3 separate regions of the Homo sapiens genome follow, and all the other regions are linked to region 1. Evidence: chromatin loops called from intact Hi-C (ENCODE). Cell type or tissue: MCF 10A. All regions are shown on one strand. Each heading gives the region's core, and the rest is flanking DNA. Links, peaks and the distances in the headings are about the cores only.

Region 1 (11,072 bases), core at 4,848-7,347:
CCTCTTCCCATTTTTCTGTTCCTTTCATGTAGATATTACTCTATTTACACTCTATCTATACCTTAGGGAGGGTGTCTGCACCTTTCATGTGACAACAGTTAAAAGAAATAGGCATTTTAGAGGCAAATGAGTTTTATTGAAATAAGAGAAAGTTATCTCACCTTCAAAGCCCATGTTCTGATAGGCCCTGGATCAAGAACTTGTCCATGTGACCTTAGGAGTCCTTTAGGCACTTAAACCTCCAGTTCTCAAAGAGATGCATAGAACTTTCTGTCATCCAAGAGTGTTGCAGCTTCAGTGTTTTAAAATTGTAAAATTGTTCACTGTTCCATTAAAACTGCTTTTAAGAACATTTATCCCTTGATTTTTCAAAACAAAATTGTATCGTTTTTCCTGTGTTCCTGTTGTATAGATGAATCATTCAAATTTTGGAGTAGTTAAGTGGCTTATGCACATTGATACAACTAATAACTGGAGAGCTAATATCCAAACCCACTCTTTATAACTTTAAATTCTTCTTGCTTCTTTTTACTCATACTGGGATTCAGATTCTTCATTTCATACTCAGTAGAGTTTCTCCTTGATACCCAGTTCTTAACAACAGCCTTGGGATAAAAAAATTGATCATTTATTTTATTAACTTTCTTTTGACATTAAGCAACAGTTTAAATTTGTTAAAGGTCAAGCGGTTGTGAATGCTTAGTGGTACAGTAGGAAAATAATAATAACAACGGGCAAAATCTTTTTAGATCATTTATGCTTTATCTGTTTTAGCTTCTAAAACAATCCTGAAGGATGAATAATTATCATGAGTATAGCAGAGTTTAATTTTCCCTGTTGCTCCAAAATTTTAATGAAAACTTTACGGTTGAGAGAAATAGGTAAATAAAAAAACTTCCTAAAATTCTAAAGACAATTGTTGAATAAAATTTAAGTAAATGAGTTTGTGCTTCATATTTAACTTTTAACTTTCCAATAGGCTTTATTAAATGGAAAACTGAAATTTACAAAGTCTTAGAGTAGAAGCATTTTTATCCTGGCTAGGGATTCTCTAAGAGAACCAGTAGCACCAAGATGCACTGGAACAGTGCAACAAGAGAGTTCATGCCTTAGGGTTTAGAAGCATACAAGCAAAGGGAATGGTGCCCACTTCTTACTAGAAAAATTTCACAGGCTGGAGTCTGGGCGGAGGAGCCTGGGATGACAGTAGAAGTGTGCAGGAAGCACTAAGTCAAGCCTGTACTACCACCTCTTGGTTTAACAATAATGTATAAGTTACCTACAAGCCAAGTGGTCACTGCTGAAACCATCTTGAAAGAACCTGCCCATCCAGGTGGCATATCAGGGAGATGAAACCTAGAGATGTCACAAGACTCATCTTAAGATGTCAGTCAAAGAGAATTGGTCAGGAAGGAGTCCAAAGTGCTCACATAACTATGTCCTCTGAGTGAGAACCGTGATGTAAATACCTGCCACTCACAATGTATTCATCTGAAGCCTAGAGTTAACCACAGATATCACCAGCTAAAGGTACAAACTTTTTCTCCTTTGTCTTTAACCTCTTTCTTAGCTAGGGAGTTGCAGAAGATGAGAGGGGTGAGGGAACCAGGAAGAAGGAGGACAGGCTTGTTTCCTTTTTCTTTCTGTAGGTCTCTCATAGAGATACCTGTCATAGGGGATGGTGATGGGGACGGAGAATGTTTTGTGTGGCTATTGTAGAGATACCTGTCATAGGGGATGGTGATGGGGAGGGAGAATGTTTTGTGTGGCTATTGTAGAGATACCTGTCATAGGGGATGGTGATGGGGACGGAGAATGTTTTGTGTAGCTATTGTAGAGATACCTGTCATAGAGGATGGTGATGGGGAGGGAGAATGTTTTGTGTGGCTGTTGGCTCTTACGCAGCTTTACTATCAGAAAGTGAGTCCTAAAAGGTTTTTGTTGGTGGTGGTGTTTGTTTTTTAAGAACTGAAAATCTATAGGATCCCCCCAAGCTCTCATTCAAGGACAAGGAAAAGGAAATTCTACATTAGCCAGAGCATATAATTGGAAATAAAGTAATATTATTATTCTTTGAATACCATAGAGATAAGTTCAGTAAATCAGTTACATATATAACTATATTCCTATATTATAATTAAGAAAATAGAAGCTTGGGAAAGCTAAGAAACTTTGACCAAAAATCAGCCACTTTAAAAATTGCAGCCTAAAAATTTCCATCTTGTGTTGTCTGACTCTAAACCGTTGCTGTTAACTTCTGTGCAGTTCGTCCTATGAAAATCAAAATGATTAATTAGGTTTAGTCACAGATATTGTCACCGTAAGGAAGAATAATACTTTGACTCAGTTTTTATTTTACTGACCAATGCAATGATTACTTTTTCTTATATCCAGACCACTTGGCATTCGCTTATTTATCTTACTGCATTTTCTATGGAAATTCAATTCAGAATTCAGAGCTATGTACCAGGAATTCCCTAGATGTACCCTGCACATGTTTATGATGTCCAAACTTGCGCTCATTTGCCCCAGATCCCCAAATGAATGCCACATTCTGAAAAATACCCCAAGCACAAGTTTTTTCCTGTTTATTGAACAATAGCACAATATTCTCTTGTGAACAATAGAATATTATTATTCTGTTGAACAATAATACATCTTGATTTATTGAAGATTAGCACAATATTTACACGGAAATTCAAGTCCACATCACACGAGACATATTTGACTTATCCTTTTCCTTCTATCTTCAGTCAATCACGGATTCCTGGGGGATCTGCATTCTAAAACTTCTCATGTGCTTTTCCTTTTCTCCATTCCTACAGGCATTACATTTGTTTTTGTACCCAGTATCTCACCTGATCAAATTTAATAGCTATCTCCTTTCTTTCAAACATCTTTTCTATTGATGTAGCAGAGTTAGATCCGAGATACACGAAACAAAAATCTGATTGTATCCATCCCCGGATTAAAATTGCTCAGTAGCTTAGTATACCGTTTCTTACCATGACAATCAAGGGCTTTAACACTCTCATCCCTGTCTGTACAACCAGCCTTCCTTCAGTATCCTCCCTCTGAAACAAGTCCTCCATTCATGCAAAACGATTTGCAATATAAATATTCTGTGCTTTGGTTTATGTTTATCCTGCCTGTGATGTCCTTCTTAACTCGTTCATTTATTTATACATTTATTAATCAGATAAATATTATGTACTTGTTCTATGTAAGCTTCTACTGTACTAGGTACTGGGAACACGGTGAATATCCAGACCAATGTGGACCTCAGTCTTAAGAACCTCAGTTAGAAATATTAAGTCACATATTTAAATCATTAATTAAAGTTACAATAAGTGGGGTAAAGGAGAAGAAGAAAATGTATAAGGAGAGTATGACAAGTGTACCTGAACTAACTTATGAGATAAGTATAAGACTTCCCTGAAAAAGAGACTTCAAGTTGAGGTTGATAGGTTGATGGAAGTCAACCACGCAGAAGAATGGTGGATCACGGGCTGGCAGAGAAAGGGGGAGCACCCTGGGCAGTGGAAACAGCCTGTGCAAAATTTTTGCTCAGAGGTGAGAAGCAGCAGGGCACGTCTGGGCTCTAAAAGAAGGCGGTGAGTCTACAGCATGGGCTGTGCTCAAATCCAAGTACTGGAAGATGGCCTACTTGAGAAATTCTGTCTTTTATGAATTTTCCCTGAATACTACTCCTTGAGTCATTCCGTTCCTTTTACCCCTTCCCTCTTCCTACGTCAAGGCCAAGAAGCTGCCCCGTCTCAGTGTTATCACTGTAAGAGATATGCATGTTTCTTGTTGCCCTCTCACACTGTGTTGTAATTATCTCTTTACGTATTTATTTGTTTTCCTCTCACGACCCTGTGGGATTTCTAAGGAAGTAACCATAAATCATATGTGTTTTCCAAACATTAGTTATAGTGTCGACACGTGGAAGAATATACATGAAATATAATTTTCTTCTCACCCATTTATTTCTACAGTTACTGCAGTTTTTACTTGAATGTCCCATTTCTTCCTCAAATTTAAGAATATCAATATTTTTGCAAGAAGGTAATGCTTTTGTTCTGCATTTATATTTGGAGTAATGGTTCTGCCAACTTCGGGCTCACCAAACAATAAACCGTAGAAATACCCATCATTCTTCCTTCTCATTTCACCTCTACATCCTTCAGAAAGGCTTTCTAATTATTCCTTGAATCTATGTCTTAGCTTTCTACCTCAGCACTAATTCAGGCTTTCCTAATTTCATACCTGAGTTACTAGAATAGAATAAACAGGAGTTTTAACTTGTATTCCTACTTTGGATTTGCTCCTCCTGTATTACCCAAACAGCTGTTAAAGTGGACTTCCTACAATTCATGCCTGATCATATACTGGTCTAATTAAACTTCTTTAATTACCTCTTTGCCTCCAGAATAAAAGGCAAACTCCTTAGCAGGATCTACAGAGTGTTTCGTGATCTCTCCTTCTCCATCATCTCATCTCTGGATGCTGTGGTGCCCAGAACGTTGATCTAACACCATCTTGAAGCACACATGCTGATCTCCAGGTGCACCACGATTTGTGCCCTTGAAAATGCTGTTTGCTCAATCTTTCTGGAGAAAGTTTGCCACATATTCGGACTTAGTAAATTAGAACTCCTACCTTGAAACCCAGATGAAGGTTCAATTTTCCCCAGGATTCCTTTCCTCACCATTCTCCTATGTGAGGGACTTCTTGTATTATAATCTTTTAATATAATATTATATTTTATGTAATATTGTGTTAAATTATATTGTTTTATGTAATATATTATTTTAAATGTTATTTTATATATGATATTAAAAGATTATAATTATATAATCTTTTTCGATAATTTATTCTTGTATTACAATCTTTTTATTATAATAGTCTCCACTCTCCCCAAAATATTGTGAATTCTTCAGCTGAGGAGTTTTGCTTTAGTTTCTTATCGCCATGGACTGGGAATTAACATGTATTTAACACATTTTGCTCAAACAATCAAACAGTAAAAGCTGAAGAGAGCGTATTATTATTCGCCCATTCCGAGAGAAAGTTGAAGATGACTGAAGAACTAAAAATACATAAATGAATTAAGTAATTATAAACATAAATTTCCTGTAGCTCCAACATGACTTTGATCTGAGTAATAGTGTTGTGAAATAGATTACTACATGATTTTCATTGCTTTTATATTATATATAGTAATTAATATTCAGAATAGTTGATTAACTTTCTTAAGTGTCACATAATTTAAAAATGAAATTGCTGTTTGCCCCAGATATGTTTTTCTGTGTTCTTTTTAAATTTCAGTGAAATTTTCTTATACTCCCTTCATTAAATCTATTATCTGGTTTCTAAACCTTTACCTATTTAATGTCTCTTTTCCTTTCTTTCTAAAAAGTAACTGGTTAAACTACAGTTTTGTCATTTATGAAATTTTTTCTGTTATTATTGTAGGGATAGTCAATATTATCATTTTAAGGATAGTTAAAACTTATTTTGCAATTAATACGTATTTTACAGTACACTAATATGCATATATGTTGTATTTTATTAAAATATTAAAATGTTTTTTAAACAAAAATATTGTCCGAAGCTCTAAATACCAGAGTATTGATTTTAAAGTCTGCCAAGACAATAATACAAGTAACACAACTAAGCCTTTCTTTAAATAATAAAACGAGTATCTAAATGAAAATATATCTGTCTCTTGTAGGTTGGGTGTTAAAATGTTGTATTCACTTTGGACTTGCTAATTTATCATAGGAATGTTAAAGAGGTGGAAGTCGTAAGTGTGAAAATACATATTTTCAAGAAAGAAATTGAGCTAGTTAATGAGATATATAATAATGTTTTGTATGGGGATGCTACACCAGCTATTTCGTGCAGGGACGTTTAGAGTCTTCAGTTGTACACAGTTGTTTTAAAATGAAGACTAGTTTAGTAGGCCCCCAAAGAAGGCATTAATTTTTCAGTTTTTGAAAGTCAGCGGATATATGCACGACAAAAATTCCATGCCATCCCTGAGTCATATCCTCTTCTGGTTCTCACCCCACTACTGAGAACCTGAGATAATAGGAGAGTATGAGCAATGTGGCAGGCCTGTAGTTGGGTTCGGGGATGTCGTGAGAGTCAGAAAAGCATTGAGCAACAGGGAGTTAGTGAGAGACGGTAATGGAGTCAGAATTCATTTACTAAACCAGTTTTACTTCAGAATTATTATGGTGCAAGCATGGTTCAAAATAGGGCAGATTAGAATGAAGAAGATAGAGCTTGTAGTTTAGTGGGAAATGTGACATTAAAGTAGAATAAAGCATTTGGGGTCATACTGGAGAAAATAGGATGATATCAGAGAATACAGCAAAATAACTTAACGGCCTAGAGGTCAGAGAAAGTCTTCTTGAAATATTAGCATTCAAGTACAGATCTAAAGTAGGAGGATTTAACCAGGTGAAGTGCTTAAATGTCAGAAATATCTATGACTCAAACAGCTTGGCAGTGAAAAACGGTAGATTCATATTTTGGGAAAGCTGTTTTGTATGGATGTATCAATATACAGATGCGTCAAAGTTTCCTCCAGTTCTACCGATGATTACAGAGAATTTAAATAACATATATATGGAGTCTTTAAGTTGAATTCACAAAAGTAATAGGTTAGAGCTGTGTGGAGACTATGGAGACTACAGTCCATCTCTTGAATTGATGACCCATTTTTCAACTGAGTGTTGAGAATATGAAGAGCATTAGAGACATTTACATAGCCTTCTAAAAATGTCATCCATTTTGGAAATAGAAGCCTGAATTCTAGACTATATAAATTATGAGACAATTTTTTATAAAGTGTATCTGTCTGTTCAGAAAACATGATTATGATTAATTTGTGTATAAATCTGTATGTTTATTACACTGCTCTACTATACATGTGAAAATATGCATATAAACCTCAACACTATAAAGTTTGGTACTAAAAAGTGAATTGTAATCAACCATACTTCAGCCTGTCCATTAATAGCAGCCTATACAAATGAGAGCAGCAGGCAGAATAAATTGGGTTAGTCTAGTCAAACATCAATCCCTTGGATGACACTAAGAAGCCAGAAAATGTTGTGTAACAGGACTTAGACACATCAACTACCAGATGTTACCTAGAAGCTCAAGAGACAGAGTCGTAAGATCTGCTTATTGCAATGTATGGGTTAATAAAATCTAAAGAGGACTACTTGGCTATTTTTTAATTCTTTTGAAGTATTATTTAGAAGTGGTTTTTCCTGAGAGATAAATGTAGGTAAATAAAATCTGAAGGGTTTATATCACTGAGGGGGAAAAAGAAAAAAACTTGATCTTTATGAGTGTAATGCACCTTTCTCTAATTTCAGACCTGAGACTTACTAACTGTTACAAACAATAATGTTTTTCCCAAAATATTTTGAGTCATATTAAATTTTTTAGAGTGCTGTTGTGGAATTTTTAAATAAATTTTAGGGTGATTTTTATTCTACTTTTTTAAGAATTACAAATTATTTTATATGGCCTCAAATTTTAAGAATTAGGAAATTGGAGAATTAGCAAGAATTCTGAATATATCATCCAATTCATCTATCAATTATTCATTTACTAATGTGCTAAGCACTAGAGTTAACAAATAATTGAAAATCAGACACTATTTATATCCTACTTAGGGAAACAGGGAGTACCATGTGATTTTGTCATAATAAAGATAAGTACATCACTTTAAGGAAGTAAGGGCCTTTAACTCAAACTATGCTACAATATAGAATAACACTTTCAAGAGACAACACCAACACTTATATTGAAGCACTTAGAAGAGTTACCTAGGAAGAAGGCATGAAAGGGAAGTTCTAAACTATATGACTACAATACCCAAAGACAAATACTGGCATTGCTTTTCCACCACAAAAATTGCAAGTGATTTAGTTTGCGTGAAATAAAAGCTTTGCACAGAAACGTAATGAGGAATATGTTTGGAAAAGTTATACAAGATGTATGTGAGTGTTTTTTATGCTAATCTAATTGAGTTTAGTCTTGAAACAATGAAACTGCCAAAATATTTTAGATACGAAAATTATCACATTTGAGACATAGAATCACCATTGGATCACAAGATAGAAAGTATATTGGGAGAGGGTGGAATTGTTGATGAGTTGGGAAGCTGTAAAAGATGTCCAGGTGAATTAAAGTACTAGTGGTAGCATTGAATATGCACAGGGAGATACAGCTTCAGAATTACAGAGATGTTAAAATTTATAACATATGCTGTCTGATTGTCTGAAGGAAGAGACAGTGAGTTATATTGCTACATCTTTCATTTGAGGTACCTTTGAGATATGGAAGTGGAGTTAACCCAGTGTCTTTTATCTGACACACCAGACTGTAATTCTATGAAGAAATAGATCATTTTCATTCATTGTTGTGGCTTCAGTTGTTAAATAGGATTTTACATTGTTAGAAGATGTGGTCTGTGGAATCAGATGTGTTAGTCACTGGTATGGAGGTGGTGGTAGAAATCATGGATGTGGATGGTATTGCTCAGCTAAGAAATATCGAGAAGGACGAAGACAGACCATCTGAGTAGGTTTGCTGGCAAGTGAATAGATGGGCTGTTGTTTGAGGAGCCAGAAATAAATACTGAAATGGCTGGCCAGAAGAGCACAGTGAAGTATCAGGTAGTGGGGTAAGGGGGTCTTGAAAACCAAGAGGAAGAGACATATTCTGTTACCTTGATGAGGTAATAGTATACCTCATCAAGAAGATTTTGCAGTCAGAAGGCATAATTGACAACCCTATCAAGTACAGTTTTTCCTGCAGTGGTAAATGAAAACTCAATGTTCAGAGAAGAAAATAGGGGATAAAAAGTGAACAACTGGAACCCATAAGTGTAGCATAATCTTTCGGAAACCTTTTCTGTGAAAGGAATCTTGTGATGGAAGGATTAAGAAAGAGGAGATGGTGAATTTGAGGGAAAATGCAGTCAAAGTGGAGGTGGTTAAAATTCATCTTTTGTTGCTTTATGCAAGACTCAGTTCAACTAGGAATCAGGATTAAGACAGATTTTCATATGCTTTGCCTGTAACCTGGAGAAATCCATCCCCTCCCCACCACATCCTACCTCCACACCAAAAGCTGCTCCTAAAAAATTCTGGCAGTCTTCTGTAATACATCTGTTCATTGAGGAATTGTAAGCCAACCCTCAGACCTTATGATCATTGTTATTTTTGTCATTTGTGTTTGTTTTTTGGACTCCTTGTTTAGATGCCCTGGTCCCTTTCACCGCCCAGCAAAGGTGATCTCACAAAATTTTTCTGAAAACACATGTGGCGCTACTGATGTCTCTGAAGTTGTGGCCTCCCTGCCAACCCGTTTCTGGGGTTTGGACGCTGTCCAGGGTGCTGAGTGTGTGGCTGCAGCCTCAACAGCCTTTGCCAATTTTGTTAGCACCATGCCTACTCTCGCAAGCCGGCACCAAGATAGCACTGCTGTTCCCGTCTCTTGGGAGGGCTGCTTCCTTCCCTGTGCCGCCGCTTCCTCTATGCTGTGGACGGCTTACATGCATGATCCTCTATGATGATAAAGCCATAGGTTTTATAGTACTTCCTTCATATTTCAGCCACATAGGTAGATGTGGGCCTGAATTGAGGCAATCTCACAGACACACACTATGATCCACCCCAAATCCCTTTATCTTGAACCTTTATTTGTATAACCAAGAGTCTGTGTCTCTTTTTGTGAGTGAAGTTTATTATTTTCCTCTGTGGATACACTGCGAATATATTCAGAAGTGTGCCAACCTGCTGAGTCAATCCTAGGGTAATGCAGTTTTGTCTGAAGCCAGAACTTCATACTTATATATGGTGTGTTGCCTTTAGAGATGCACTGATATGACAGAACAGGAAAGCAAGAGCAGCTCTGTCTCGCACACCCAGCTTAGAGCACCAGCGTGAACACTGTACTCCCTCCATTTAAGAGGTGCCCCCAAAATATTATTTTGTTACTTAGAGTTTTTATTCTGTTCTTATTATTCCATATTCTTTCAGTTTATCTTTTGGCAAAGGAGCAGCTAATTAGCTTGTATTCTAAAAATTAAGCATATATTTGGGGTAAACCAAGCATAGAACTATTTTAACAGCTACTGTAGAACCTAATGTGATATACATTTAAATATACATTTAAATTTCATAGTGTTCAGAAAATGCCAGGTGTGTCCAGGTAAAGTTGTTAAGATTGTAAAACTGCTATCATAGCAGTAATGATAATAATGATACATAATATCATAATAAGATTGAATAACTGATTGGAGTATATTAGATATTTTTTTCTCTTTATCCTGAAAACAGTTAATAATTAACTTTTTAAGTTTCTTTAAGGAAAATCAAGATTGAGATTTTGGTTGGTCTATAGATCAGCTTGAGGAAAGTTTGCATTTTTAGTGTTTTGAGACTTAAATTTCATGAACAAAGTAGATGGTATGATTATTCGCTTATTTAGATGTTATCTAATGCCTTGCACTACCATTTAATCCTAAGTCTTTTAAAATGTCTTCTTCAATCCATTCTTTTTTTATAATGATTGTGTTTTTCAATTTCTGAGTGAAATTATTTTTGTTTATAATTTCTAATATAAGTTGTGCTGTAATAAGGTAATTGGAGTGTTCCTTTTTCCCATTTCATTTGGTCACTCAAATGAATGGTCTTTCTTGCATTTGAGACTGTTAAGGGGTAATTTTCTTTCTTAAGATTTTTTTTTTAGAACAGTTCTCTTGGAGACTAAATTCTCCAGTGTTTGCTTATTCTCTAAATATCTTCCCATTTCCCCTTCAACTGTAAGAAATAATTTTGCCAACTGACAATTCTAGGTTGACAGGTGTTTTCTCCCAGATCTTAGTAGACCTTATTTGACTGTCTGTTGGCTTTCGTTTTCGCTGTTGAAATATCTGCAGTCATCCTGTCATTTCCTTTAATTGACATGGCTTTTCTTTCTGTGGCTTCAAGATTTTATCTTCATCTTCTGTGTTTAGCAATTCTATTGCCATGTGT
Region 2 (11,072 bases), core at 5,285-7,784, 170 kb before region 1:
GCATCCCTTTAGCTATGGCAGTTGTGGTGGGGGCTCCTACTGTTTTGTTTTAATGCCTTGGTTCTAGCTAAGTATAATAATCAGCTTATGCTCTCATATCTGGGTCCATTGCCTTTACAGCTGAGACAATTTACTCTTTCCTTTCAGTTCAGCCCCATGGTATCATCTTCTGATCCTGATTCTCTCTCTCTGGCTTAGCTCAGCACAAGGAAGATACAACATTCAATTGATCAGCTACAGATCTATAGCTTTGTTGATGGTATTAGCCTGGTTCTAGAAACTGGGGTTATTGCCTGGATTCATGCTTTTATATCCTTTGGATCAAATCATATGCTGAAAGAAAACAAAATAAGCCATTGCGTTGTCAAAATATTACGGCCCAAAGGACTCTTAAGAGAAATAAAGGCTATTGGCCATATTTTACTCATGAGGTTATAAAAATACAATTGGAGTTTCGCTCAAACTTTTTTTGTTTTTTTCTTTGTGATGGATCTCTCTCTGTAGCCCAGGCTGGAGTGCAGTGGCGCGATCTCGGCTCATTGCAACTTCTGCCTCTGGGTCCAAGCAATTCTCCTGTCTCCACCTCCCGAGTAGCTGGAATTACAGGCACATGCCACCACACCCAGCTAATTTTTTTTATTTTTAGTAGAGACGGGGTTTCACAATGTTGCCCAGGTTGGTCTTGAACTCCTGACCTCAGGTGATCCCCCCGCCTCGGCCTCCCAAAGTGCTGGGATTACAGGCATGAGCCACCGCGCCTGGCCCAGCCTTCACTTTTTTTTTCCTTCTCCACTTGAGTCTACTCTTCAGGTCCTTAATTGGGACACCGTGGCAGCTGCTCCTAGAGTCATGTCTATGTGCTGATTTGGGGTTATGACCATGTATTCACCAATCTGAGCCAAGAGGAAAATTGGAACAGAGGGGCAGCATTTTTAAAAAGTGGATTTGTACAGTTTGCAGAGCCACCAGTAGACCATGATTCTTGATCATCTTGAAGTAAAATATAATTTCTTGTGTGTTTTGATGTGACAGTAGGTTGCAGGGAGATGTTAAATGTTTAATAAACTCACTTCTGGTAAAATTCAAAGTCAGATGAAAAGTGTGTGGTGATCCCCAATATTTGTTTAAATGTTACTGGACACCCAATTCATATATTCAGAAATCAGTGCTCTGGAGCCCTGGGTTTCATGTTTCTTTCCTGCCCCACACCTAAGGGAAGCTGTATCCTTCTGACCCTGAGAGTGAGCACAGTGACCTCTGTGGGACGGCCATGATATCTGTGGGACTGTTGTGACCTCTATGGGAAGCCTGTGACCTCTTGGGACTGCTGTGACCTCTGTAAGATGACTGTGGCCTCTCTGGGATCACCATGAGCCCCTGGCCCCTCCTGGATCCGGCTCCCAGGGCTTCACTACACTCCCTCAGTGCACGTGCCTCAGCCCATCAATGCATTCATTGCTTTGACTTTTGCAATGAATGATTGTTTCATAATGGCTTTCTTTTACCGTTTTTACTCCAATGTGGTATGCATATCCTTCTGTGTCATTACTAGAAGACTAATAGCTTTTAACAGCATAAGTGTCTGTTATAACTACATCAAGAAGATGAAGTGTATTTTTCAGTCATTCTATGGTTGATGAGCATTTACATTTTTTCCTACTTCTTGTTAACCTGAAGAAGGAGGGCTGGATTCTGGATAGGCAAAAGCATCTGACATTTACTATCAGCACAGAATTTCATTTTCCTCTTAAGTAACAAATCCTATGTCTTCTTACTCTTCATTCCATTAATTTTTTTTCATAGCACCTTTCTTTATCATCATGCTTTGTAGTAAATGCACTTACGTACTTCTGATGATCCTTTTTACCTTCTTGACCATCTATTCTCTTCTTCCTCTAACTCAATTTTTCCCCATTTCTCACTTATTTGATATTATTTCTGATCTGTACCACTGATCTCATTTGCTGTCTGTGCTTCATCTCACATCTTAAAATGATGCTCAAATTTATATCTCAAGTTTTCACTTTTCTCTTTAACTCCTAACCAACATTTACAGCTTTTTGCTGCATATGTCCATGTGAATATTGTATACATGTAAAATGACCAAATATAAACACATTATTTTCCTTCTATGTCCCCGTCTTTGTTGACTTAATGCCTTAATCTAAAATTCCAACCCAGAAAGCTCAAACCATCCCTGCCACCCTTCCTCTGAATCCCTTCTATAATGTCCATTCACACAGCCCCCATTGTATTCATCTGAATTATTATTAAAAGGTTATGCAAGCTTTCTCCAGTCTATCTCATTCTCCTATCTGTTCTTGACACCATGATTACGTCTTTGCTAACAGATAGTCCTTCCCCAGTATCTCGCTATCCCCAAGATATTGATGGTTCCACATTGCCTAAGATTCTAATTATCTAGGAACGAACATATAGATGTTTTTATGGACTTTTTATTTTCATCATGAATACCCTCACTTCACTACATTTTGTCATCAGTAATTATTAGTGACCATCTTGCAAAAAGGATTTGCAATTTTTTATGGCTCCACCACATACTCTTGTGGCCAATTTTTGCTTTTTTAGTTTATTTATATCTTAATGTCCACTTTTCTATAAAATTTCAGCAGATCTCTAGTGTGGCAAAATAAATTTATATATTTTAGAATCTGCCTAGTTGATTCTTAAGATCAGCTAATTTGGGAACCACTACAATAAATACCACTTTGCATCAAAAGTACATTTAGCCTCATAGTGAATCCTGTGGTTATCTTTCTTTCTGTTAATTTGGTAACTACTTTAGGATTGGAACACTGTGTTGTTATCTATTGATTTATTCCTAACGTACTAAAATTGTAGTCTCCTACATATGATGGATGTTAACTAATTACTTAATAGAGAAAAATAGACTGTAAATATATAGATACATACATAGTCGAATTCAGAAACAACAGTTGGAATGCAGATTTTCAAATAATTAAGTAAAATTTGCAATGTAGAGTCCAGTATCTGGGTATGAGTTTATAAGAGGATACCTAATCTGAAGATTTTTATTATTTTCAAGATATCTTCTCTCTCCCTTAGTGATATTCTTAGCCTTAAAGTGTAGAAATAAGGTCTTTGATCCACATCCTCACGTTGACCTACTTCCTCAATTATTTCTTATGAACCTAAACTTCTGTTATTTCTGTTTTCTTTTAGCACCTCTTTCTAGTCAAATCTCACTTTATCTCCTCATCACAACTGTTTCCTCAGCTGTCACCAAACCTTTTGATCTAAGGAGTTCAATTTACGACAAACAATTTTTCATCGTCTAATAGCTCCTTTCCAAAGCTGCTTCCAAAATGCATACAAAATATAATATACGACACCACAAACTGGAAATGAGTAATTAAAAGTACTTTACTAATTAAGTTATGCAACTAATTATATATTGTAATAAACCCCAAATCCTACACCCAAATTTAACAGAATTAGTTAGATTGGAAATTAAACAGATGTTCCTTTTGTGTTGGTCTTCAAACATGACAGTGGTCACACTGCTGTCTTTTCATAGACACAGGCAGTGAGAATCTGTGCATTTAAAGAATAACGACTTCCTTTTCTTAGGCTGCTCAGCGTGTCCGAGTGAAGACACGACTACAGAGCAGTGGCCAGAAACTTCAACAACACAATCCAGTATGGAACGCAGCATTCTGCCTCCTCCACTCCCCCCATATTCTCTACATTCTCTATGTTGTTTCTCTATGTTCTCTTTAGTCCTGAGTGCATCCCTTAATCAACACATTTTTAAAGCACCTATTATGTGCTGCATAGGGTTACAATGTTAGGAAAACAAAGCATTTGTCCTTGAGAAGTTCTCAGTATAATGGGAGATATAGGAATAAAAATGCTAATTAAAATGCAGTTCTTTCATTGCTAAAAAGTATGTCTAAAGGATTGTGACTGAAAAAATTCATTTTGATATGATTCACTTTATCAAGAATTTTCAGAAAAAAAAAATCTTACGCCTTATGATCACAGTAACTCTTTGAGGTGGGCACTACTTTCACCACTAGTTTCCACATGAAGAAATGGACATTTAGAGCAATTCAGATGTTTTTGCAGATTTATATGTCTAGTGAATGAAGAAAGTTAAATATAATTCCCAAACTGTTGAAATCTAAGTCCAACATTCTTTTCACTTCTACATTGGAGTTGTACACTCAGAAATATTAGTTTAACTATCCTAGACTTCCAGTGAAGGACGTAGGGAGGAGTTACTTTGGTGCACACACACCTATAAGAATGCACACATACACACCACATTTCTGAGAATATGACTTCTTATATAAAAATCAGAATTTAGAGTAGTAAAATGTAAACCCAAGCTGTTGAGAAAATGTAGGATTACAAGGAAATTATTTAATTTTATTCAACAAATGCTCATCAATTTTAAAAACTGTCTACTTTGCTAGACACCAAGGTTTATCCCTTCAACATTTGTGCAACAAACTTGCACAGAGAAAGTTCTTGACCAAAAGAGGAAACAAACAAATTTATAGAAATGTATTATAATAAATTCTATTAACAGGCAGACACCCTACAAGCAAATGAAGGATAAGGAAAACCATCTTATTCCGTTCAGGGTATAGGGAGTGGGAGTTAGGCAAGCTTTCGCAGAGAAGATAGTACTTACATGAAGTTTTGAGAGTATAACAGTGAAGAAGAGTTACTTATGAGACAAATGAGGAAATAATAATATTATTCTAGGTTATATCACATGCAAAACAAGGAACTTAGCTCAATTGGTAAAAATATAATTTATTGAGAGTATTTGCCATCACTTTTAAATGATCAGTTAGTCAATTTTTGAGAAGCTGAGAAGCCTCCAAATAACTTATATGCTTAATGTTGAACTATCTTCATGTAATTTTTAGAAATTTCACCTTGTCACTCAAATGACAGAAAGATGATTGTTAATTGCCATGTCCCCTTCACTGCTGCCAGTGACACCTCACGCTATGGAATAGTTGGCAGATAGCATGCTCATCATAGCTGCCAAGAAGTTCCAGAGCTGGAACCGGAAGATCTGCCGCTGTCATACCGATTATTTATTCTCTTCTTTTTCTTAGAAGTCATTGGTCAGGGATCACAACTACTCAACAGCCTACCAAAGTGGAAAGCATACTCAGCCTTCTGATTTCACAATCTTCCTTAGTTCTCAAATAGAACATTTAGCTGGCTAATGGATTTTTCACTTTTCAACCAGTGGTTCAGAGGTCATAGTCACAAAATGCATTTTTGCCTTGGTGGTTAACACATGGTATTGTACCAGCAGCATTCGGCCATTCAGGAATGTTATTTTCCTTTCTGAGTAGGTTACCTGGCTCCTATTCCTCTTGTTCACTGGGGAAGAAATAATTACTCATCTCCCAGCTCCTTTGATGAGTTAACAGGACATACATTGTAACCCCAGAGACCTAGACAACTCTTATTTATTTCCTTTGCAGGTCAAGGCACAGTTCTGCATGATGTGGAAGTTAAGTCACTACTTAAATTACTTCTTGTAAATAAGACTCATTAACCGTGGTGACCTGAGAACACTTTCAATTTAAGATGCTGCCCAGTGAGGAGAGGCCATAGATTAATCCTGCTGCTGCTGCAGATTCAGCTTCTCTCTGCTTTTTACTCAGACACTCACGTTTGGCTCCCTAGCTAAAAGAGAAACTCTTTCACCTTCCTCCACATCTACTTACTTCTTTTTATCTGAACCTGAGATTTGATGTTTACGTTTAAAAACAGAAAGAGGAAATGATCAAGAAATGTGGGTTTGGTGTTCTGACGAACCATGGGAAAAGGCCATAGAAATTAACTTCACAGGTGCCAAAATCCGTGGTGAGGTATCATTCTTGGGAACCACTCAGGAAAACACCTCAGCCACATAATTCTGAAATAAATATTTCAATTTTAAACTTAAAAAAATACATAATTCAATTTTTAAAGTGTCCTGAAAAATCTCTAAATGTAGAGTAATTTATTTTAATAACAATCAAACTCAACTTATATAACTTATGCATATTTTATTAGAAGAGACAAATTTTCAGAGTGGAAAAATCTTTCAAATTTCTTGTCGAAGACAGAAAATAAGGCATCTTTGTGTTTACAAAACTGATTGACACAGATGTTCTTTTTGTATATTTTAATGGACTGTATGTAATAGAAAGGTGAAATTGACCTGGAAGCCAAAATGCTTTGGACTGAGGCAAAAGAATACCACAAGTGAAAACTGGAATTACACTAACAGCAACCCTTAACTGCCATTGTCATTTCCAATCTTTTCCTGAGAATAACATGTAAAACCAGGTGTGATTCTTATAGACAGGAAAATAAAATAAAATAAGTACTTGTTTATGCTAGGACCAATTCTACAGGATTGTAAATCTATTTCTTTCCCAGTCCTCCAAAAAGTTTTTATTTGTATCAAGTTATAAAAATACCCTAGACATACCTATATGTTCTAATGCAATATTAATCTTTTACCTTTGAAAACATCCTACAACAACACCAAACACTAGGTGTAAATGAGTCACACATTTCTGGAAGTTGTGATGTAACTCCTGTCTTGGCTGGAGAAAGAAGATTTTCTGCCAAGACGATAAGAAGAGTACTTTCTGAGAGTGGTTTTATAGTGATCAGCCTTGTTGAGGGCAAAAAAATCGTGTCTAAAATGAGCATGATCAGAAAGAATATTAACTAGAAGAGGTGGATAGCATATGGTGTGTTTTCAGAGACGCTGCAAACCCCAGATTACCAATATACTTGAAATTTCCTCTATGATAGCTTCTCTTTGGGATAAATCATTATTCTTCATCTCTGGGAAGATCAAATGCTAATCCGGGAGATATTTATAAGTAGACATCAAATTCTAAATATCTGTAAGTATCAAAGTACTCATATATATGATTCCATCTTTTACCAGGTTTACCAGCGTGCCCAAGAGGCAGAATCTAAAATATATAAAATAATTGGACAATAATCACATGTTAAACAGTGTGAAACTCAGGACTGTAAAGAGCTCAGATGTAAAAAATACTATCCTGCACTAGCGTAGGCATAGGAAATTGCACTTGTAAATAATATGTAGGATTTACACAATCCAAAAAGACTAAAACCAGAATTTCAGGAAGACGAAGTAGTATTAGTGGGAGAAAAAATGGTTACAGGAACCCAGAATATATGACAGAAAGTAAGCAGACTTACTTGACCAAAATGGAGTTTTAGGAGTTAAAATGTTTTGAAAAATACTGGGAAATACAAGTCACATTCAAAGCTGGTGCTAGAGAACTCTCATGTAAACATATGGGATGATTTTAGATCTTTACACTAGTGTGTTTTGACAAAATTATCCAGAAGTGACATGGAAGAAGGATAAGACAGAGGGAGTGACCCAGAGCCAAAGTAACAAGGTAGATACTTTATACTAATCTGGACCATGATTATTATTTTCATTGTCTGGAAACCAGAACAGTGTCTGCCTCATCATAATTCTTAAATAACATTTTTTCCTTTTGAATTAATAACAAATGTACATGTCCTTCCTGAGTCACTGGGATTTTGAAAGAACCAAATTGAAAATGCTTTCAAAACCGTAAAGCACAATCCAAATATGAGTTGTCATTGTATTAAATAAAGAATAAGAGGACTAGATGTGGAAGTTAACAGTAGAGCCATCTCAAAATTTGTTAAATGAGAGAAGACAAAAGCTCGTGTCCTTGCAAAGTAGTATAAAGTGGGCTTGTTTTGATGAGATCAATGAGAAGCAAAATCTTTAGATCTCACAAGAAATAAGAGCATATCTCATGAAGATGTTTTATGGAGTAAAGCGCAGGTGAGAGATCCGAATATAAACAGAGATGAGAGTAATAGGAAATATTCACAGTTTAAGATATGCCAGGTATCATGACAATTACATTAATATTGCGTTCATGATGTTAATTGTGTCCTGTAGTTCTGACACAACTTTAAGAGGTGGATATTGTCACTTATTGTCAACATCTCCCCTAAGGTTCCAGCAGCTCTAAGAGGTGAAGTTAGGATTCATGACTAGCCAGTCTGATTCAGAGCCTATGCATGTGTCACTCCACTCAAATAGGGATGGTTATAATAGTGGGATTAAGCTCACAAAGATAATTTGATACATGCAGAGAGTAAGCCAGATCTGTAAACATGGCCTCTGTATTCACCTATTATTTAGGTTCTTAGAAAAATAAGTATCAAAAAGTCAGGGAATAAGTGCTTAGGGAAGAGGAGGGGAAAAATGAGGAGAATACGATGCCTTGAAAACCAAAATGCACTGCGTTCATTATAGCCTGCTTGTGTATAACATCCTTAACAATTATAGAGGTAATCTCTTCAGAAAGGTAGGCTAGGGAATTGGGAGACTAGACAGGTAGATCCTAATGAGCATGTAGGTTGTATAAATCAGTGGTTCTCAACTGAAGCAATTTTGCCACCCATGCAATAGTTAGCAATATCTGAGGATGCTTTTGATTTTCAAAACTTGGGTGGGGGAGTTACTACCATCTTGTGAATAGAGACCAGGAATGCTGCAAATATCCTACAATGCATAGAGGACAGCTCCATAACAGACGGTGTCCATGCCCAAATGTCAACAGAGCCAGGTTGAGAAATCTTTCTATGGATGCGTCTAAAGTCCAGGTAGCAACTCACAGAGCAAAAGTGGAGTGTAACACTGAAATACCCTGGGCATTTAGGAAAAGATTATGGAATGTGAGGGTCACAAAGTGCCAAGTCTAATGTGTTGTCTATACCAGACCTACCTTAGGCAGCTCTGGAGCTTCTGTTGGCCACATTTCTCCCTAACACTGTGTTGCTTTGCTCAGTGATATGTTCTGGTTCTGTGCCCTCACCCAAATCTCATCTTGAATTATAATTTGAATTGTAATCTCTGTGTCTTGGGGAGGCACCTTGTGGGAGGTGATTAGATCATGGAGGGGGTCGCCCCATGCTGTTCTCATGATAGTGAGTGAGTTCTCATGAGATATGCTGGTTTTATAAGGGACTTTTCCCCTTCACTCTGCACTTCTGTCTCCTGCTGCCATGTGAAAAAGGACATGTTTGCTTCCCCTTCTCCCATGATTGTAAGTTTCCTGAAGACTCCCCAGCCATGTGGAACGGTCAGTCATTTAAACCTCTTTCCTTTATAATTACCCAATTTCGGGTATTTCTTCATAGAAGCATGAAAATGAACTAGTACACTCAGCCTTAGCTGATGCTTAAAGATAATTAACTTTGTTTAGTCTCTTCAGTCTCACTGTCTGTGGCTGGCCAATATCATTCGCCATGTTTCTAGCTCATCTCTGCACTTCCTCACTGTATAGACTCCCATGCCATAAGGCAGTGTCTCTGTTCTCGAGATGATGTTGAAGGCAGCACACGTGTGCTTGCTGGACACGCAACGGGTCATTCTATAGCCTCTCGTGAGGCAGTGACCAGCATAATGATGTGGGACCTGCATTGCTCCCCATGCTATTCTGCCTCATAACCCCTACTCTTGCTATCCTGGGGTTCCACCTTCCACTGAAGTATGAGTAATAAAGCTTAGTCTCAGTCGCTGCTTTCTACAGGTCTTAGGCTAAGAAAATAGTCTTCAAATTCACCGAGGAACTTGCAAGGTATAGAATATATTCTGCATTTCAACTTCAGAATATATTGGCAGTTATTAAATACATGAAGACTCATTTTTTACATTTTAATGGTCAGGTCAACTAGCAAAGATGGAGAAAATTTAATAATTTGACAAGCTGTGAATCCCAGCGAACATATAGAAATGTTGTATTAGAATTCTAGAAAGTGATGCTTGAAAGAATGGGAAATAATGGTGGAGCTTCCCTGTTCAAATTACCAACCAGAACAGACTTAGTATGTCATTTAAAGAATATAGACTGCCCAAAACCCTCAGATATAACCTTCTTAAACAGATATTTGTAACTTCCAAAGAAGAGTATTCTGCTAGGGCCACTAAATAAGCTTGAACCAGGTTATATGAAATAATATGATAGTTCTACCATAGGTACTAGTTTCAGTAATTTCTTATTAGAAATACGGAAAGCCGTTACATCAAATATTTGCAATCAGTATTCATTCTTGTATATAAATAGGAAAATATCCTAGCATTTAAAATAGGCATTATAGAATCATCTGCTTATAGAATATATCAACTGTTGTCTTTAACATTGTTGCCATTTTACATTTCTCATTTTACTGTCTGGAATAAGGCAGTTGTTGCTTAATCTACAAACATGGTTATAGTATTCAACTATACCTGAAAGAAAATTCAGATAATCAATTTAGCTATAATAGGGGAGGATGATCCTTCACATAATTAAAGAATGATATTTGTTCCAACCATGCACAATTTTCCCCACATACCGATGCAGACTGCATTGTGCCTTTGCCCCGCAAAGACAAGATTGTCCATTGTTAAACATTATCTGTAAGTATTAATATATTAAATGTTGAGTGTTTATTCAAGTCATCTGAAAAGTCATGTGTTTTCCTGAGAAAGCCATTAATATCACTATGCTACATCTAACATAAAGGGAACATAGTCGTTGATGTTAGGACAAAACAGTCGGTGATGTTCTATCCAGGAGGAATATGCATATACAGAAAACATGATTCCTTTAAATTAATTTTGGCCAATTACTCAGAGTTAAAAAATACAAACTGCATGATAGTCCTAACAAAAATTAGCTGAGCATGGTGGTGTGCACCTGTAGTCCCAGCTGCTCTGCAGGCTGAGGCAGGAGAATTGCTTGAACTCAGGAGGCTGAGGTTGCAGTGAGCCAAGATCACGCCACTGCACTTCAGCCTGGGCGACAGAGTGAGACTCCGCCAAAAAAAAATTTAATTAATTAATTAATGATGAAGATTATCATGTTAGTTATTAGGTGTGATATTTATTGAAACTTCAGAGCATAAAACAGGATAAAAGTAAAATATTATTTTGTTATTTTTTCATATAAAGTATTGCTAGTCAGTGTGGCTTCTGAACCACCAGAATC
Region 3 (11,072 bases), core at 4,574-7,073, 300 kb before region 1:
AACAGAAAGATAGTGTATTGAAATAACTAAATTGAAGTTTATTATTTACAGTTATATTAAGTTGAAGTTTATTATTGTTACAATTGTTATGAAAAGCTATATGCATTACAGACACTGAAATTAATGCCGTGTATTCCCATCAGCTTCTCAGAACTCTTTCATCACAAGGTAGAATGACAGGATGCGACATTTATTTGGCTAAATTAATTTTCTAGACATTTTAAAATCATAACTGAATGTTGTCACTTCTCATATTGATAACTTCAATGTACAATTGGAGTTTGCAGATACAAATACAAGTAAGTTGTCCCAAACCATAAAACAAACCTCAAACATTTAACTCTTCAAATATTTATCCTGGTTTCAGTGTTTAATGACACTCCTGCAATGTGTCAGCTACTGCAAATCAACACTCTATCACACAGTGTATACGGTTTTAAGACAAATAGCTAAAAATCATGCATGGATAAATAGCAAAACTGGCATAAATAGCTCATTGTTACAGCAAACCTTTAATGAAAGAGAAAAGTAGAATGATGGTTACCAAAGTCTGGGAAGGGCAGTAGTGAGGGGAGGGGAGAAGGGGTTGTTTAATGGGTCGAAAAATACAGTTAGATAGAAGTAATAAGATCTGGTGTTCAGTAACAGAATAGAGTGACTATTCTTAACAATAATTTGCTGCATATTTCAAAGTAACTAAAAGAGTGGAATTGGAATGTTCCTAATAGAAAGAAATGATAAATGCTTGAGGTGATGAATGTCTCCATTATCCTGCTTTGATCACTACACATTGTATGCTTGAATCAAAATATCACATGTACCCCATAAATATGTACACCTGTTATGTATTCACACTAATTAAAATTTTAAAAAAATAATAAAAGAAGAACCTCGGAAAAAAAGACAGAAGAGTACCATATTCAATTTTCAAAGCACAACAATTAAACTTTGTAAATGAATTAATTCTGTGGAAAACAAGAAGTTAATATCTCAGTTTTTGAATTCTTCATATTCTATTCTATTTGAATGCATTACATCTTAGGTCAATAACAGGAGGAATTATACTCAAATACCTACAGAATAGAGGAATTTGACAAATACTGGCCTGTAATTTCTAAACTATAGCTTAAAGCAACTCTGAGGAAACTCTGAAGAAAATAAAATATGATCTACATGTGTATTTTGAATTTTTAAAATTTCTTTTTAAGTAGTAAAAATCTTCAATTCAATTTAAAATATATAATTCAATATATAAATTGTCACTCAAAATGTAATTAATGTGATATATTAATAATGAAATATTTTATATTATTTTTTCATATTGTTTTAAAAATCTGACAGCCTGAGGAACATAGTGAGAACTCATTTCTACAAAAAAAATTTTAAAAATTAGCTGGGCATGGTGGTGCTTACCTGTAATCTCAGCTACTCAGGAGACTGAGGTGAGGGAATCACTCGAGCCCAGGAGTTTAAGGTTACTGTGAGCTATGATCACACCATTGTAGCCTGGGAGACAGAGTGAGATTCTGTTGCTAATAAAAATTTGAAAATAAAAGTAAAATACTTATTGCACACTTTAATATTTATCATTCACTTAAAATACTTGATCTGTATGTAAATTTTATAAATTCATAGTCAAAATTTGTTGATTCACATACCTATTTTGCTGCAAACATAATTAAAAGTTTCCCAATGACTCAAAGTGCCAGTTTTTTCTTTAAATTTAAATTTAAGTAAAATAAAATGAAAATATAAGCTCTTCAGTTGCCCTAGCCACAGTTCAAGTGGTCCATGGTCACTACTATTGGACACCATAAGTTCAGAGTATGCAAACAATGGCTATAAAAAGGTTCATGATACATTCTGATACAAATATTCAAATAATGTCATCTACAACAAATTTTTATTTTAAAATAATGTGGTAAGTTGTTAAGAAATGACATTAGTCACAGATTTTGATTGTTACTTAATCTGCTTTGATATATTTGATTGTGAACACTTAAAGATTTTTAAATGCTGATATTTAGTTATCTTTAAAAGCTACTTAGTATTAAACAATTTGCAAAACCTAAATTCCCAACATTGAATTTCCTAATATAGGACTGTATATTCTTAAAATTTTATTCACATTTTAAGAAAATATACTATATACACATTGTTACTATTGGGTAAAAGTTCATTTAAGTGACATTTTATTCAACAGAAATCCTATGAAGCAAAGAATCTTTCTTTATTGAGTTTAAAGAACACAATAAAAATTATAGATTCTGTGAACAGCTCAGTTTTGAGACACAGAGGCAATGTATTGGCATTAAAGTAGAAGTTCTATCTTATTGAGGATAACTTTGTATCATAGCTGTCTTTTATTCTTAGTTTCATATTAAATTTGAAGAGTGTAGCTTCAAAGATACATTTGGACCTAGGACTTTGAGAGGCTGAGGTGGTTGGATTGCTTGAGGCCAGGAGTTTGAGACCAGCCTGGGCAGCATAGAAAAACCCCGTCTCTACTAAAAACACAAAAATTAGCCAGACATGGCGGCATGCTCCTGTAATCCCAGCTACTTGGGAGGCTGAGGTGGGAGGATTGATTGAGCATGGGAGGCGGAGATTGCAGTGAGCTAAGATCACACCACAGCTTCAGCCTGGGAGACTGAATGAGACCCCGTCTCAAAAAAAAAAAAAAAAAAAACAAGAAAGAAAGAGAGAAAGAAGACAGAAGATGAAAGACAGAAAGAAGACATTTGGAAATTTTGTAAAGAGAAGTGTATACTAAAATATTGTTTCTGGAAATATTAGACTGTTGGGTTAGAGCAAAACTACTTGCTTAAAATTATAAGAAATGCTAGATAAATACTTTAATTTTTAATTGTGTGAATATATGACTAAGCTCATTTAAAAAAGGGTAAATATTTAGGGACCAAAAACAAAGACGAAGCTGAAAGTCCTTTAAGTACTTGATATGGTTTGGATTTGCGTCCCCACCCAAACCTTTTGTCCAATTTTAATCCCCAGTGTCGGAGGAGGGGTCTGGTGGGAGGTGATTGGATCATGGGGGCAGACTTCCCACTTGCTGTTCTTAGGATAGTGAATGAGAGCTCAAGTGATCTGATTGTTTAAAAGTGTGGGGCACCTTCCCTGTCACCCTCTTTCTCCCTCTCCAGCCACGTAAGACGTGCCTCCTTCTACTCCACCTTCTGCCATGATTGTAAGTTTCCTTGGGCCTCTCCAGCTATGCTGCTTGTATAGCCTGCAGAACTGTGAGTCAATTAAACCTCTTTTCTTTATAAATTACCCAGTCTCAGGTAATTCTTTTTTATTTATTTATTTTTATTTATTTATTTTTTATTATACTTTAAGTTCTCGGTAGTTCTTTATAGCAATGTGAGAATGGACTAATACCGTACTGTACTGAAAACTGTGGCTGCTGTGTAGGTCTTTAGCAGGGTTGGTTACAGTCTTGGTGTTTTGCAATTGGTCCACACATTCTTTGAAATTCCCTTCAAAATGTGAGGCCTCCCTTCCCCATGAGATAGCTTATTGCCCTGTTTAACTTCTTTTTATCAATCACCATAATGTCAAATCATCTATACTATCTGTTTATTTGAGGCAGAAACTTTGTCCTATTTATCACTGGATCCCATTACAGAGAAATGCATTCTGAAATGAATTAATGTAGCCATGTACTTGTAAACACATATTTTATGCCTATGCATATATAACAAAATATTGATGTTTAATCTTACAGTTAAATACATACCTTTAAATAAACTTATATTTTAATGTGTTATATATATATATTATATACATATAAATTGTCAATTAACCATATTACAGATAATGCTGCATTTTGATACTCCTGGTGTTAATTTAACGAAAGAATGCAAAATACTATTACTATAAAGATTAGAGTTCATTAGGAAAATTAAAAATAAATGTGAATAACATGCAACCTAACTTTGCCTGTGTTTATATATTATTTGGCCTACCAAACCGCATATGATTAAAATAATACAACGATTTAAATAATACCTTGACATATTTTATCAAGGCATTTAAGCATCTGAGAAATACTACTGAATAGATTTGACTCGATGCATTTTCTGTAGAATCTATAGGACAAGGCAATAATTATACCTTATAATTTCACTTTTCTTCCAAATTCATACCGTTATTATGCCAAGTCCGTTTATACTTTCTACATAATGAGTTTGCTGTGACAAGCCTCCTCTTGGAACTTAGGCTGTAATGCATTTACTGGCTGCAACATGAAACTTATTTTACTTTCACAGCACTTTTTCCTATTAAAGTGCACATTTGTCTGTGGATCCTGCTGGGTCCCATGATTTATGAATATAATTCTGACAGATGACTGTATTGTGTTTATATTTGAAAGTGAATTAGCAGTTAGAATAATTATAATGTTAGCATAATTGCAACTTAGGTCTATTTAATAAAATTTCACTTTGAAAATAACTGTTTGAGCTTCACCTCAAAGTGTCTATCTCAGCAAGGAATCTTTAGCGAATCATAGCATACATTACTTCGTTAATTTGGTGTCACTCTTAGAAGGCTTTCCAAACCTGCCCAATTTTTCATGTTACAAGATTTTACTAAAGGACTTGTCGCTACCTTGCTGGTCACTACAGGCAAGGCAAAGACATGCCCACAGTATCAAATGCGGGACTTCCACGTTGCACATCTCTACGGCGTGATTTTAAAAGCATGCCTTTCCCCTTCAGTAAAGAAAGGCACAGAGATACCTGTAGGAATGGCAACGCAGGAGCTCTGGAGTAGAATCTTTCTAGAACTACAAAATGATGACATGACGACTGTAACATAAAGACTATTTATATTGCAGATAAAGTCTCCAAAATTAAAAGAAAAAAGTGTTTAGGCAATTCTCCTCTGTTTATCATAAGATAATGCTAGGTTAGTGAAAGACAACAGAGAAGTCAGCATATGCTAACAAAGGAAATTGGAAGCAAGCAAAGAACGACACTTGTAAAATAACTCCACATTTGATGAAAAAAGACTGTATTTAAAACAATTTTTTCATTCAATGATATACTAGAAATTGAATTATTAGTAAAATTCAGTTTTTTCTTTCTTCCTAATACTTAAAAATCCACTTATTCACCTAATTTAGTACCCTTAATATTTTTCCAGTAATATTATTGGAAAGAAAACACTAGATAATATGGCTTCATGAGAGATAATAGTTTTAAAAATTCTCATCAAAAGAATTACAAAGCCAGGTAGGCAGTAAATAGCAACAGCTTTAAACTGCTCTGTAGAATATATCCATAAAAACAAAATGGCCCTTTGAATGTAAAAGTTTGTGGTATAAGGGATACTCAATATAATATAAATTAAAATGAATAAATTTAAATAATTTTTCTCTTGAATTTCTGTACTAATAGAAACAAATATGCATACTTAAATCAGAAGTATAACTAACTAATTAACCCTCAATTCATTTTCTGAATATGTGTATGCCTGATATTTGGAGAACTTTTTTTCCAATATGATAAAGCCGTCATAAAATCCCTACTTTAAAAAATTTATATAAATTGTTGTGGAAGGAGTGCAATTTTGTTACATATGTGGTGGTCACGTCAGGAGTTTAGGGTATTCCTCACCTGAATAACGTACATTGTATTCAGTAAGTAATTTCTCAGCTTCCACTTCTTCTCACTTGTGCCCTTCCAAGTCTCCGGGGTCCATCATCACACTCTCTACATCCAGTTGTACACCGTTTGTAACACCCTCTTATGAGTGAGAACATGTGATATTTGTATTTCTGTAACTTTCATGGTTACTTTTAATTTTCAGTCTTCTTCTACTGTCTCCTTCTAAGAAGTATATGCTCTGCCACTAGATGGTGATATAAAGTTAAAGCAGCTTTAGTGTCCCTGTAAAGACAAAAACTCTAAAAAAGTATATAGCCAACAAAGCTAGTTTTAAATGAAATACTGCATTAATTTAATTTGCATTCATCTCCCCAAATCTTAACTAATGATTAAGACAAATTCAAATTGTATATTCATTATGTGTTTATTTGTGACTTAGAATGGATTTCCTATAGAAATTATATTTTGGAACATTAATTAGTTTGCATGTCTATAAAAACTATATATATATTATAGTTGAATTATCCATACCTGCATACTGATACTTAAGTGTACATAATACTACAAAAGATGGCTCTTCAACATGAACCCGTTGTAATTACAAAGAGAAATAGATCAAGTTTCAACTAGAACAGCAGAGCTGCCCAACAGCAGAGCTGCCTCATAGACAGATTCTGGTCAAAAACACTTCTTGACAGCCTCTACTCTTTTCTAAGCACAAAGGCAGTCCAGGAGCATTGTTACAATATCCTTAGTTCTCTTCTTGCCCACCCTAGGGGACTAGAACACCGTATCAGGCAATAAAAATGAGTGGTAGAAAATATATAGCTATATAATTAAAGTGTTTAAATTAAAAATATTCAATTTGTACTAATATTATTTAAGATACCTGCTAGACTATAAACATGTTTTTTAGAAAAGAAAAAAAATTAACATTCTTAACTTATAAATAGTTCCCACAAATAGACAAGGGAAAAGAAAACCAACCAAAGTAAAAACTGAATAAAGTAAATGAAGAGGCAATTTACTAAATCCACAGTTGTCTATTAAACATGTAAAATTATGTTGGTACTCACTAGTCACTAGAAGCATGGAAAAACTAAAAATTATCTTGTTTTACCCAACAGATTGATAATATACAATGTTGACAAAATATTGAGAACAAATATTGCAAAAGCTTTTTGGGAGAGCAATTTGATTGTATTTATTAAAATTTGCTTAACAATTACACATCTGCATGAGAGATCCTACAGAAATATTAACTTCGGTGCACACACAGACACACAAAAGGATATTATGCAGCATTTGCTAATGGTGCAACAAAAACAGCAAGCATATTCATCAGTAGAAGGATAGCTCAAATGTGGGTAAGACACTTTGCTGAAATTAAATAGAATAGAGTTGATTAATAAAATAACACCAAATGACAATCTCCAAAATGCATCAAATGAAGAATTACAGTGAGTTTTAGAAACATATCTATGATATTATCATATTTATCTAAACGAAAAATATGTATCTCAATCGTATTTTTGAATTTACCAATTCTAAGCATAAATGGACAGTAAAAGGTCTGGAGGGATGCACGCTGTTTCCAACAGAAGAAAAAGAAGGAAGTGGGACAATGACACTGAAGGGGGACTTTTATTATTTACTCTTAAGAACTTTATATGGTGGAAATCTTTATATTGTTGATTTTTTTTCTTCATTTTTAAATGTTTTGTTTCGTTTCGTTTTGTTTTTTTTAGACGGAGTCTCGCTCTGTCTCCCAGGCTGGAGTGCAGTGGTGCGATCTCAGCTCACTGCAAGCTCCGCCTCCCGGGTTCACGCCATTCTCCTGCCTCAGCCTCCCGAGTAGCTGGGACTACAGGTGCCCACCACCACGCCTGGCTAATTTTTTGTATTTTTAGTAGAGACGGGGTTTCACCGCGTTAGTCAGGATAGTCTCGATCCCCTGACCTCGTGATCCTCCCGCCTTGGTCTCCCAAAGTGCTGGGATTACAGGCGTGAGCCACCGCGCCCGGTCTTAAATGTTTATTGTTTGATTACCAAAAAGATAACTTTAACTTGTTACAGGACGTGACAAACAGATTCACATTCAACATTATGTAATTGCTCAAAAACTGGGAGATAATAGTTGTATTTTCATACATTTATAATTGAACAGTCTATATTTTATAGAACATTAGTAAAATTTCTTAAAGTTTGCACAATAACAATTGACAACAATCCTGGTGTGCCCAGTTGACTAAGATGTCATCTTGATGTTTATAAACTATAATCAGAACCATTTCATGATGATGATATTCTGAAATATAAACAAATTTAAATTGTCTAAGTTATGGTCATTTTAGCACTAAGGTATATTAATTTTTTAATTTTTTTTAAATGTTGACTAGGAATAAGGTTCTATAATGAAGTAAATTGTCCAAAGATTAACATTGCAAGAATCTGATAACAATTTTGGTAATACAGACATCATTGTCATTAGCTTTGAAGCCCTTTGTCTCTTCTGCCTTAGGAGGATTCCTTTACAATCGTGCAGATCATTGAAATGTAATGTCAGAACTTTTTCTGTTTTTGTTCTTTTCATTTATTCAGATAATTCAATTCATTCAAAAATATTATTTTTCTGGGCACCCTGCTAGATGCTTGTCAGGTAATCAGGACAATGAGGCAAAATTCCTGTTTATAGGGATCGTCTTTTTGCCTGTGGTCCACACGTATGCTCACTCTTACATGCTAGAAGCATGAACAACAGTAAAACAGATAACCTTATTGACTTTGTTATAATAATAACAATAACACAATTTTATGTGAGAATTAGATGATTTTACATAAAATAAACATTTTTATTCCTTAGAAAAAGAAGTGGTGTTCACATTGCGCTAATTATTCATTGTATTTACTTTATATTTTGTATTTCTAAATATAGTTTTCTTTTGCTTGTTTGTAACTGAAAATAATTTGATTCATATTAAAATTATTTTTCAGTAGCTTTATTTGTTGAACCAAAATTTTACTGAAAAAATGTCAGTACATGTAGACATAAGTCATTCATTTTCACAGTGGTGTTACAATTTTATGAACTTGTAATATTATTTTTCATTCTATTATTACCAGTTTTTATTGTTACTTGTTTTCATCGTCAGATTTTTTGACACATGGTGTGTTTAGAAACACTCTCCTACCTGTTTCCTGGGGGCATGTTTACAACTATTCATGAAATAATGGAATGGTTGGCTTACAGGATTGGTTCCTCTTCGGCGTGGCTAGATAATGGCAAATTGTTTTCAGGTTGTGTGTGTGATGTAGATTCAGAGCAGTGATATGTAAACAGTTGTGATTGCTGCAAATCCTTTCATGCACTTGATAATTCAGAAACACTAGTAATTGTCAATCTGTGAGCATGAACTATTGCCTCATGTGGTTTTAATTTGCATTTCCCTGATTAATAATGAAGCAGTGCAAGTTTTTGTATGTTTATTGACCACTTTTGTTTCCTTTCCTCTAAAATTCAAGTGTTTTGTGTGATTGCGTGCGTGTGTGTGTGTGTGTGTGTGTGTGTGTGTGTGTGTGTGTGTGTGGTTAAAGACTCACTGGCATGTTTATCTATTCAGAAGAAGAGTAAATATCAGTTTTATGGGATGAAAATATCTTTTGTAAATGTGTGACTTTTATTTCCATTTAATTTATGGTCTACATTAAGGAGCAGAATTTCTTAACATTAATATTCTCAAACATTTCCTTCTTTTCTTTTGTGGTTTATGCTTCTTGAGCTGCCATGTATTAGAAATGCTTTCCTATCCAAAGGAGTAAGGATATTCTTCCATATTATTTTTAAAATATTTTATTATGCTTTTGACATTTACAATTAGATCTTTAATAAAGCTGAAGTTGAATTTGTGATTTAAGATAGAAGTTCTGTTGTTTCTCCATATGGATGGTGTATTAATGTGAACCACTTTATTAAACATCCATGCTTTCCTGCCTTGCTAGGCAACATCATATCTTTTCAATGGCATTTTCAAATGGGAGTGGTATTTTGGTGAGTCCATTTTTCCCTTCCATTACTGAATCTTCCCTTTCTACACCAAATACCCTCTATCCTAATTACCAGAGCTTTATATAAGTAATCATAAATAATGAGTAAAGTAGTTTCATGTAGCTGTATTTGTTTCCTGGGGCCGCTATAAAAATGTACCACTCTGGGTGGCTTAAACACCAGCAATTTATTTTCTCACAGTCTGAAGGCTAAAAGTCCAAGATCAAGGGGTCCACAGGGTTGTTTTCTTCTGAAGCCTCTCTCATGTTGATGTCCATCTTCTCCCTGTGTCTTCAGCTGGTCTTTCTTCTGTACATTTCTGTAACCTAATCTCTTGTCACGAGGACAACAGTCATATTGGATTAGGCCCACCTCGGGACTTCACTTCACTGTATCCTAAATACTTCTTTAAGACCACCATCTCCAAATACAGTCACATTCTGAGCTTCTGGATTTAGGATGTCAACCTATGAATATTAGGAGGACACAATTCATCTCCTGACAGTAGCCCTATGAAAACAAAACCTTTTAATCTTTCCAATTCTTATGTATTTTGTTTCCCTTTCTCAATTCCACCCCTATTCCATGGTCACCACTATTCTGACTTCTAAAACTATTTTATTTGCATGTTCTTTTGCCTGTAATATTTTGTAGCTACTTTTGCTCATCACAATATATTTGAGAGTGAGAGTCAGTCATGTTATTCCATGGGTCAATAATTTATTCTTTTTATTGCTGTATGGTATTCTATTCTCTGAGTATACTAATGACCAAATGGGCTGCTAGTCAATTCCTCTGATGAATATTTGGGTTATTTCTAGTTTTAAGCTAGATGAAGTTGCTATGAACATTTTAATATTGGTTTTTGCTAAGAACTGAATTGTGTCCCCATAAAGTTTATAGGTTTAGACCCTCAATGTGAGTATTCGAAGGTAGGGTTTATCCTGAGGTAATTAAGGTTAAATCAGTTCATAAGGGTGGGGCCCTGGCCTGATAGATTAGTGTCTTAGTGCATTTTGTGTTGCTATAAAAGAATTCCTGAGACTAAGTAATTTATAAAGAACAGAAATATATTTATCATAGCCCTGAAGACTAGGACATTTAATATCAAGGTACCAGCATCTGGTGCAGGTTTTCTCGCTGGTTTCTTACCTGGTAGCAGGTGGAAGTGGCAAAAGGGGATGAACATAGGGTCCCCACATGGCAGAAGAACATAAGACGGAGAACTCACAGCCAGGCGTGGTGGCTCACGCCTATAATCCCAGCACTTTGGGAGGCCGAGGCAGGCTGATCATAAGGTCAGAAGTGTGAGACCAGCCTGGCCAGTATGGTGAAACCCCATCTCTACTAAAAAATACAAAAATTAGCTGGGTATGGTGGCACACGCCTGTAGTCCC

The links. Hi-C counts contacts between places; a loop is a spot of excess contacts. Peaks named below come from ENCODE experiments on the same cell type or tissue, not always from the same donor. Only the 100,000 strongest peaks of a DNase experiment are listed, where the experiment ranks them.
Region 2: a loop joins it to region 1, with 4 times the contacts of the local background. A loop is called at or near these places in 2 of 110 quality-filtered maps.
Region 3: it touches region 1 in a loop (4-fold over the local background); 3 of 110 quality-filtered maps call a loop at or near these places.

The regions. Positions count from the first base shown.
Region 1 is chr18:72,828,680-72,839,751 of GRCh38, reverse strand. All of the region lies in intron 4 of NETO1 (neuropilin and tolloid like 1), which reads left to right. Among named protein-coding and RNA genes, the nearest start is that of MIR548AV, 19 kb to the left of the region's middle. In MCF 10A, for the core only: no CTCF peak of the experiment used is centred there; a DNase peak (open chromatin) is centred at 6,121.
Region 2 is chr18:73,002,058-73,013,129 of GRCh38, reverse strand. No RefSeq gene overlaps it. Among named protein-coding and RNA genes, the nearest start is that of NETO1-DT, 140 kb to the right of the region's middle. In MCF 10A, for the core only: no CTCF peak of the experiment used is centred there; DNase peaks (open chromatin) are centred at 5,309 and 6,599.
Region 3 is chr18:73,131,132-73,142,203 of GRCh38, reverse strand. No RefSeq gene overlaps it. Among named protein-coding and RNA genes, the nearest start is that of LINC02864, 130 kb to the left of the region's middle. In MCF 10A, for the core only: a CTCF peak has its summit at 5,864 (motif pointing right); no DNase peak of the experiment used is centred there.